3 separate regions of the Homo sapiens genome follow, and regions 1 and 3 are each linked to region 2. A link is a contact called in ENCODE Hi-C or POLR2A ChIA-PET data. All regions are on one chromosome and are shown on one strand. Each heading gives the region's core, a stretch centred on a gene start or an enhancer-like site at or near the end of the contact. The rest is flanking DNA. Distances are from core to core; before and after follow the strand shown. Region 1 overlaps LOC105375508 (a long non-coding RNA gene). Region 2 holds the start of KLHDC10 (kelch domain containing 10). Region 3 overlaps LINC-PINT (long intergenic non-protein coding RNA, p53 induced transcript).

What was found. A loop is a pair of places that touch in the nucleus more often than their neighbours do. ChIA-PET counts read pairs that join two places held with the same protein, here RNA polymerase II (POLR2A). Pooled maps may share reads with other maps.
Region 1: a map of MCF 10A shows a loop between it and region 2 (11-fold over the local background). The contact joins the enhancer-like site here to the promoter of KLHDC10 in region 2. A Hi-C loop is called at or near these places in 1 of 168 maps with a recorded cell type or tissue (MCF 10A) and 1 of 50 pooled maps. POLR2A ChIA-PET finds 5 or more read pairs at or near these places in 5 of 52 experiments (H1, HCT116, Panc1 and 2 more).
Region 3: a loop to region 2 is called in a map of naive thymus-derived CD4-positive, alpha-beta T cell, with 5 times the contacts of the local background. The contact joins the enhancer-like site here to the promoter of KLHDC10 in region 2. A Hi-C loop is called at or near these places in 1 of 168 maps with a recorded cell type or tissue (naive thymus-derived CD4-positive, alpha-beta T cell), 1 of 37 single-sample maps with no recorded cell type and 6 of 50 pooled maps. POLR2A ChIA-PET finds 5 or more read pairs at or near these places in 1 of 52 experiments (activated CD4-positive, alpha-beta T cell).

Annotation. Positions count from the first base shown.
Region 1 is chr7:130,793,164-130,795,863 of GRCh38, reverse strand. The region is part of intron 3 of LOC105375508 (a long non-coding RNA gene); the gene reads right to left. All of the region lies in intron 2 of LOC105375509 (a long non-coding RNA gene), which reads left to right. Among named protein-coding and RNA genes, the nearest start is that of KLF14, 60 kb to the right of the region's middle. Within about 2 kb of position 1,368, at least 2 of the 41 ENCODE cell types and tissues checked have a DNase peak (open chromatin) inside an H3K27ac peak, as active enhancers do; they include HCT116, where a contact is called at or near this core.
Region 2 is chr7:130,069,083-130,071,947 of GRCh38, reverse strand. It overlaps KLHDC10 (kelch domain containing 10), which reads right to left and starts at 1,414. Exons shown (of 10, transcript NM_014997.4): 1 at 1,139-1,414. The coding sequence starts at 1,304. RefSeq lists a silencer at 1,210-1,379 and enhancers at 1,480-1,669, 1,700-1,899.
Region 3 is chr7:130,958,776-130,961,602 of GRCh38, reverse strand. All of the region lies in intron 5 of LINC-PINT (long intergenic non-protein coding RNA, p53 induced transcript), which reads left to right. Among named protein-coding and RNA genes, the nearest start is that of LINC00513, 47 kb to the right of the region's middle. RefSeq lists enhancers at 348-437, 991-1,080, 407-1,606. Within about 2 kb of position 1,567, at least 16 of the 41 ENCODE cell types and tissues checked have a DNase peak (open chromatin) inside an H3K27ac peak, as active enhancers do.

The DNA.
Region 1 (2,700 bases), core at 119-2,618, 720 kb before region 2:
GCACAAATAGTAAAAGTTGTTTTGGACACTCTCCATTCTGCTATTCTAGGGAGTGTTCCAACCATACTGAAGAAATGGCCATCTGAGGGGATGGGGAGAAGAATAATGGATTTAAGGTGGGAGAGAAATATGACCACAAAAAGGATTATATAAAAATGAGGCAAAATTGATCACCCTGGCACTGGGCTTGTTCCCCCTCTATGGGGTTTCCTCTTTTTCTTAGATCAAAAGAATTTGAAAGATTTTTGTAATCAGAGAGAACTTTGAAAGCAGAATATGCAGTTACCAGGGGAGGGCGAGATGTTTCTATCTGAGGAACACACTTCATTATTAGCACTTTATCTAATATCCATGTTAGTATCCTGCACGGTCCAATGCGTTATGCTGTAAACATTTTAAATTTATCTACATATGTATTTACTTAGCAGTAAATAAAAAATAAATGGATATTAAAAAATGAGAGTTTCCCAGACATTTAAAACATGGATAGTAGCTTAAATTTTTTACATGTCCAATATGTCAGATTCTTGTAACTGTTTTAAAGCCCTTTAGGAATAAGTCTGAACAACACAATCGTTACAAAACAGATGCATACACCTACATCGTAACTGGTTATACAAGTGTTAATACCACGACTTAGAATTTTCTTTATCTTTTTACTCCAACAGGGAGATTTGCATCATGAAAGCCTGGAGAGTTTCTCAACTAAACTCTCAGCCTCCCAAATCTAAAACCATGGCATTCATCCACTTTCATTTGCCAAATTAGGATTCTTAATGATTTTAGACCTTTTTCTGTTTTAAAGCTGAAACCAGGATTATGAGCTCCTCTACATTTTTATTGTAAATAATGCATTCTGTTACAGAGAAATTGAAGGCTCATGCTTCCTAAGCCTTTAAGCTACAAACACATTTGTCTGAATCTAATAATCCAGGTAAGGGGAATTGAAATTTACAATTACCCATGATAAAGAAATACCAATTAGCCAAGTGTAAACTGCTAGCACTGAGGCAGGAAAATAGGGTCTGGAGGCAGGGAATGTAAGGCGGATTCACACTTCAGCTATGACAGGAAATATCCTCTCCATAGGGAGTACACCAAATAAATAACTTTGTAACTTTACTTCATCCTCTATTTACATACTACATACCTAATGTAACCAACAGAATCCTCCAGAGGGTATTTAAACTCCCCAAACTTCTGTACCAGGGCCCTTGAGCCCCTAGGCTCGGGCCCGCTCCCACACTGTGGAGTGTACTTTCATTTTCAATAAATCTCTTCATTCCTTCCTTGCTTTGTTTGTGCGTTTTGTCCAATTCTTTGTTCAAGACGCCAAGAGCCTGGACGCCCTCCACCGGTAACAGTATAATTGTGCTGGTGTCTCTCACAAAGGGCTTTTATTCACCCTCTGTTTTCTTTCATCTTTCTTCCCCCTAAACCAAGCTCTACTAAAAATATAATCGCTGATCTTAAAGGAGATTAGAATACAGAGATGTAGGATGGGCTACAGAACAACTCATGTCACCATTAAGACAGGGTTGCAACGTCACTATGTTATAGCTCCTGTCACCCTGGGTAGAACTGTCCCTCAATGGAACTTTGGATTTACACATATCTTATCTTTAGCCCATAAAGGTCATCTTACCTGAACTCCTAACGAATCAACCTATTTGGAGCAGAAGGAAGGAACTATTGTCCAGGATACAAATAGGCCATGTGTGCTTTTCAGAAACTAACAGAACAACCAGAAACTACCAAAAAGAGCAGGATGGCAGGGTCTGGATGGATGCTGCTGCAGGGCAGGTCCCTCCACCAGATGGACCCAAAGAGAGCCTTTAAATATTGACCATTAGTGTGAGATAAACCACTCCTCTCCCATACGGAAAACTGCAGCAGAACACAGGCTATGCTCAGATGTGCAGATGTATCATCTAAGGTTATTTACAAGAGCTAAAGAAGGTCCTCCTTTGGTGAGAGGATTCCAGAGTTATTCAATACGTCATCATCAGTAGTGAAAGAACAGTGTACTTTAAGGGTGAACAACTCATACAGATGTTCTCAGGTATCAATGCAGATAGATGTTAAGAGCTTTTACTTTTAGAAAAAGACTGCTGGAAAGGAAATTTTCAGGACAAAATGGAAAACCAGGCAAGGATCACCAGCTTGGAAGCAAATACACAACATGGAAGAAAAAGACCAGAATTAACAGAAAAAATGTCTCCAGAGGAAACAAATAATTAAGTGAACAGTTTAGAACTGGAAAAGAACATGCAGCATCTTCAGGGAGATTTAGGGAATATTTAATCCACAAAACAAAAACGGGATCCCATAAAAAAGAAACATCACAGAACAACAAAGAGAACAACAACAATCAACAAAAATGGGATTGTCCACATGGAAAAAAAAAATTAGTATAAGACCTGAAAAATGCAGTCAAGAAATTCTAAACAGGCAGGTGTGGTGGCTCACACCTGTGATCCCAGCACTTTGGGAGGCCGAGGCGGGCAGATCACCTGAAGTCAGGAATTCAAGATCACCCTGGCCATCATGGTGAAACCCCATCTCTACAAAAAATACAAAAATTAGCCAGGTGTGGTGGGGTGCACCTGTAATCCCAGCTACTCGGAAGGCTGAGGCAGGAGAATCACTTTAACCCAGGAGGTGGAGATTGTGGTGAGCCAAGACCGTGCCACTGCACTC
Region 2 (2,865 bases), core at 165-2,664:
CTCATCACGAACATAAGCAATTGTCTCATTAAATGTGCTAAATTCCCTTTGTCATCTTCAATTTAATCAAATAATAATTTTTGACTAGAAGTATAAGGTACAGTCTTAAGCACAATTCATAAAAACCAATTCATCATGTTCTCAAAACTCATCAGCTAAACAAATATATCACTAATATAATCAATATTATTCACAAAAAACACGATGAATAATTAACACATCATTCCTGATAGTTCTTTTCATAGTAAAAATAAGCTTGCCCAGTGGGATATTTGACGTTCTCTGCATTATTTAATTCCCTACCTTCCTTCTACTAGATTGAATATTCAATTACAAACATACCTCTTTAAAATTGTCTACACATACATATCCACTTGATTTTATTTTGTTTTCAAAAGCATCTGAACTCAAGGCTAGGGCACTGTAGACCAAAATGTCAAATAATTGTATTGGGTACATTTTTCCAATTCTCAGTTGTTTTTATATTGTAAACACAGCATAATTGTGTCACTAAGTATATTTTTGATCTTCACTTTCTCCCCTTAAAACCTAGACACCATTATCCTGTCTCTGAACATTCCAAAATATTAATAATCCAACTAGTTTTCCCTAATCCTCTAGGTTCTCTTTCCCATACACTCCCCAGCCAACACTCCCCCACCCCTTTCTTCCGTTTCAGAATGCCTCTTACACACACGCCCCGTGTAGTTTTTACAAAATCACTCCTTGGAATGCGTTTCCTTCTTCTCTCCTTAACTTGGCACCCTTTTTGAAATAATTTCCCACAGCTAGGCGCCAATGTCTTTCATTTACAAGATCAAACTGCGGAAGGGGAAGAGATTGGGAATCGAGTAACCGAAACATTTGGAAATGTCAATGAGACAGTGGCCTCTCCTTTGAAAAGAAAACACAACTCTCAGCACAGAGCTTTCAACAGAGCACAGATACTTTTCTTCGCTGTGCTCCTGTTCCCTCCCTGACCTCAAAGACACCTTCCCTTTTCTCTGATCCCCAGTCCCTCTGCTATGCGTGGGGCCTGCCTTTCCTCCTCCCAAGGAAAAGCAAGCCAGGGAGAAAAAGAAAAGGTAGCAGTCACCTTCCCGCCCGCAAGCGGTCAGGACCCTGTCCCACGACTCACCTGGCAGGTGCGGCCGCCCGGAGAGTTGCACGAAGCGGTTGAGCTGGCCAGTCCCCCGACCCCCGCTGCCCCCACTGCCCCCGCCGGCCCCGCTACCTCCGCCACCAGCGCCGGCGGCGCCTCCTCCCCTCCGGCGGTTCCTGTCCCAGCCCTGGGCGGCCGACATGACCCGCTAACGATTGCCGCAGCCCGGTCCCGTCAGCGCCTGACCCAGCGGAACCAGCGGAGCCTCCTTCCTGGGCTCCTCCAGAGACCCAGGAGACAGGGGAAGGGGGCAGCGCCCGGTCCCACCAGAGACCAATGACTTACCGCCTTGGTGAAAGGCAGCCAATGGTCAGTCGTTTTCTTGGTAGGTGGCGGGAGGCGGAGAGAAACGTGGTAACCATAGCTATGGCTAAAAAAAAAAAAGTAGGGGGAGAGAAAGGCAGAAGCAGCCACTCCTAGCTCTCATCGTCCGCTCTGGGCTGGCCGGCGTCACCCCGACTCCTGCGGGGCCAGGCGGGCCAATCGAAGACCGAGTGTCAGAGGCCGCGCCTGCGGAAAGACTCCCGGGGACGGCCAGTGCCTCAGTCTTGGTTAGGATTCAGGAACTTTTTCCCATAAACATTGCAATCAGACACTGGATATACGCATAATACACATATTTGGGGGCAAGACGGTATTCTGCCAGCTTTTCAGATTGAGATCCCATTCACTGATGGTTGACACACACAAAGGGCTTGCTTGGGGTCCGGGTAGGTGAGGGGACCCAGGGGCGGAGTCAAAGCTAAAATGTAAGAACCAGATATTCCTGGGTTTCATTTGTCTTTCAGTCGGCTTAGCTGCATTTGTCCCTGTATAAGCCACGTCCCAATCAAACAGTTTTAAACCTGGTTAACAAATATGGGAAAATGTTCACTCTCACCTGTAATCTTAGAAATACAAAATAAAACCCCAATGAGAAACCATTTCTGGTTTATTACATCAGTAAAGACTTTTCAAATAACACCTGGCAGTGTGTGGAATGCCAAGAAAAAGGTATTCTCATAGATGGCTGATGGCTCTGTAAATATTTTTGTTCGCTCAAACTCCTTTTGGCTAGTAGAAAATTTTAATCAGCTTGGAAGATATATAATCAAGAGGAAATGTAAAATTAAATAAAAGGCAGCAACGGGTATGGAAGATCAAGATCAAAGAAAATTTTTAATGTGCCGATCAGGAGTTTCTATTGTTCCAAAATTAAACAGAAATTTTGGCTTGAAACTTACTGGGCGCAATGCAGACTGGGAAAACATACTATACACTGATGTTTCTGAATGATAAGGAAAAAGCATATCAAATTCCTCAAGGGAAACAAAACTTTTCAAGGTCCTTAGATGTGACAGATTTTTTTTTCTTTTGCATTAGAAGAACCTTACATGGTTGCAGAGAAAAAAAAGAAACTCTGCTGGAGCTGAGGACAAATACCCTTTGTACCTGGTGTGCAAATTTCTGGTCGCCACTGGCACTGCCTCCTTGTTTTCCTACTTCCAGTCCCTGTAGGCAGAAATGTTTTAGTCACTAGCACCATAGCACGCTGCTTATGAAAATGTTTGAGACTTGAAAAAAAAAAAAGCCTATGGTTCTAAAATATAAAAACCAAAATTAATATATGTTAACTGTTTTTTTTTTTTTTTGAGACGGAGTCTTACTCTGTCGCCGAGACTGGAGTGCAGAGGCATGATCTCGGTTCACTGCAACCTCTGCCT
Region 3 (2,827 bases), core at 318-2,817, 890 kb before region 2:
GGCAGTCATGTAACACGAACAAGCTTTGGCAGTGGTGTGAGACTTATTTGTAAATTGCCAGTGTCAACATAATTCTTTTCTCATTGGCATTGCCTAGTTAAGGAGTCAAGTCTCACTGTGGTTTGTTCTCTCTGTGGTTTCCGTAGGGTTGGGGAGAAGGCTACAGAAAAACGAACCCTTTCTAGTTTTGACTGTCTAGGGAGTAAAAAAAAAAAAGCCTGTCATCTTTCTGAATTAGGATATAAGACGCCTGCCCTGAAGGTGGCAAATCAGACTTCCACACGCATTGCCTTCATTTAGCCAATAGCCCGCTCTGAATGTGTATATTACGATGTGCAGTTTCATTCATCAAGGGGATTTCGGGCTCCAGCAGCACGCAGCCTCCAGTCTTGAGTGACTCCTGGGCTTTGGCTCAGCAGTAACTCCTCCATAAAAACAAGTGTGTGCATCTGGCTGTTAGAAGAATTCATGCTCATCCGGGTAAGGATAAACTGGAGAAATTATTCCTTTTTTTCCCTTTGGGTGGTTTTGAGGTTTTAGAAAAATTGATCCTCTCTTTGAGAAGAGTTCAGAACTATTTGTCTGAAGTTTTTCCATCCAAACTGCTTTATCGTATTATCCACTGTCTTACCCTTTTCCTGTGAAATCTACCCTCTTCAAAACATAGTTTCATTTTCAAATTTTAAAAGATAAGATTCCATTTTTCTTTCCGTGCATGAAACTTTAAAAATTAAATCACCACAGTTGCTACTGGCTTAGAAGTGGGGTCTTATATTTTTAGGAAGTATACTTTAAAAGTTAGGCAGAGGGGAAATCTATGTTTGCATTTGATTTATGAAACAGTGACTGTTACATTAAAGGGCGGATTTTCAGACATACTACTTGATCTGCTCTGACAAGCTATGAGCTCTCTCTCTCTGCCACTTTTCTCCCGAACTGTGTTCTAATGGTGGAATCAGCTCATCTTTTTTCCTTAGGCATGTGGTTTAGTCTGTGTACATTCAGCGCGGTGGCATTTTTCTTGAAGAAGTGACTAAGGCTTCTTGGATGAATTCTGTCTTTGAAAGAGGTAGTAGAATTGCATCAGAAAGGCATTTACAGTAAATGGCTACCCCCCCTTCCTGTAATGACCGCATGTGAAAGAATGCATTAATTCTTGTTTTGAGGAAATGAGAGTTGTAGAGTTCTATGAAAAACTCCCTTTTTTATCATTAGTTAGCCAGGTTTGAATGTTCACATTTTAAAAATCAGGCTCATTTTGTGCTATCTAAATAAAAGTCACAAAGATACAGCTTTCCACTCCATGTTCTATGTGGAGTAACCAATCATCCTGAACTCAAAAAGAGGAAATTATGTTGAATATGGCTACAGTTAATGGCATAAGCCTAAACTAAATTAATTTCTTCATAGTCTTTTTTTATATTAAGTTACTGTGCTTCCTAGCTATGTTGCTGATTTGTCCATCAGGATTTGATTCTCAGTGCGACGGACGATGAAGACTAAAAGGAAACTCCCATAGATGATCTGGTCAGGAGTTCTCATGGAAGCAGTACCGCCCCCTAGGTGACAGAGTGGAAATTTATGAGGGTATTCTGGTGGTACAATGAAGGATTTTTCTGGTTTTTTTTTGAGATGGAGTCTCACTCTGTTGCCCAGACTGGAATGCAGTGGTGTGATCTCAACTGACTGCAACCTCCGTATCCTGGGTTCAAGCAACTCTCCTGCTGCAGCCACGTGAGTAGCTGGGATTACAGGCCCAAGCCACCACACCCAGCTAATTTTTGTATTTTTGGTAGAGACGGGGCTTCCCCATGTTGGTCAGGCTGGTCTCAAACTCCTGACCTCAGGTGATCCGCCGGCCTCGGCCTCCCAAAGTGCTGGGATTACAGGCATGAGCCACCTCGCCCAGCCTAATGAAGGATATTTCATGAGTGAGAGCGAGAGAACTTAATGTCCCACAGTAGAAAAGAGATAAAGAATTGCCCTGTAGTACACATGACTTTCAGTTATCCTGTTGGACATTCGTGTAGGGAAAGATCAGTTTATAATTTTCTGAACCTAGACTTTATTTTTTCATAAAAATGCAAAATAATTTTTGCATACTTTTAATATACACAGAATAGATTCATTTTCATTCTCTGGTCCACCTATACTACTTCTTTCATTTTCCTGCACTTTTAATATGGAAAGCTTCTAATCTGACTTCTCTTAAATACAAGCTTCTTCTTTATAAGTAAGTTACAAGCATCTATTTGATTACATAGTTAATTGTACCTGAAAATTATTTATATAATGAAATGTGAAGTATTTTTTATTATAAATTGCTTCTTTTAGATTATCTTTTATGTACATTTAGGATATTCATGTTTTAAAGCTGCATGTACAGTAGTTAATATTATCAACAAATTTGATTTTAGAGTAGTAAATGGGACATGACAGAATTTTTTTGTCATATAAAGAGAGCTATGAGAATAATGGATAGGGTTTTGAACCAATGAACCAATCCGTGCCTCAGCGTTTAAGGAAGGAGGGTATGCAAATTACCCAGATAGGAGGGATGCTTATCTTCTTCATGAAGTTCCCCAGGGAAGATTTCACGTGTACCTCATTAATTTGTATTAGTATTTTGAAATCTTCATAGTAAGCTAGTTCTTCTGTATTAATATTTTCTAGGAGTCTTCATATGTCACTCTAAAAACATGACCGGGCCAGGTGCAGTGGCTCATGCCTGTAATCCGAGAACTTTGGGAGGCCGAGGCAGGTGGATCACTGAGGTCAGGAGTTCAAGACCAGCCTGGCCAACATGGTGAAACCCCGTTTCTACTAA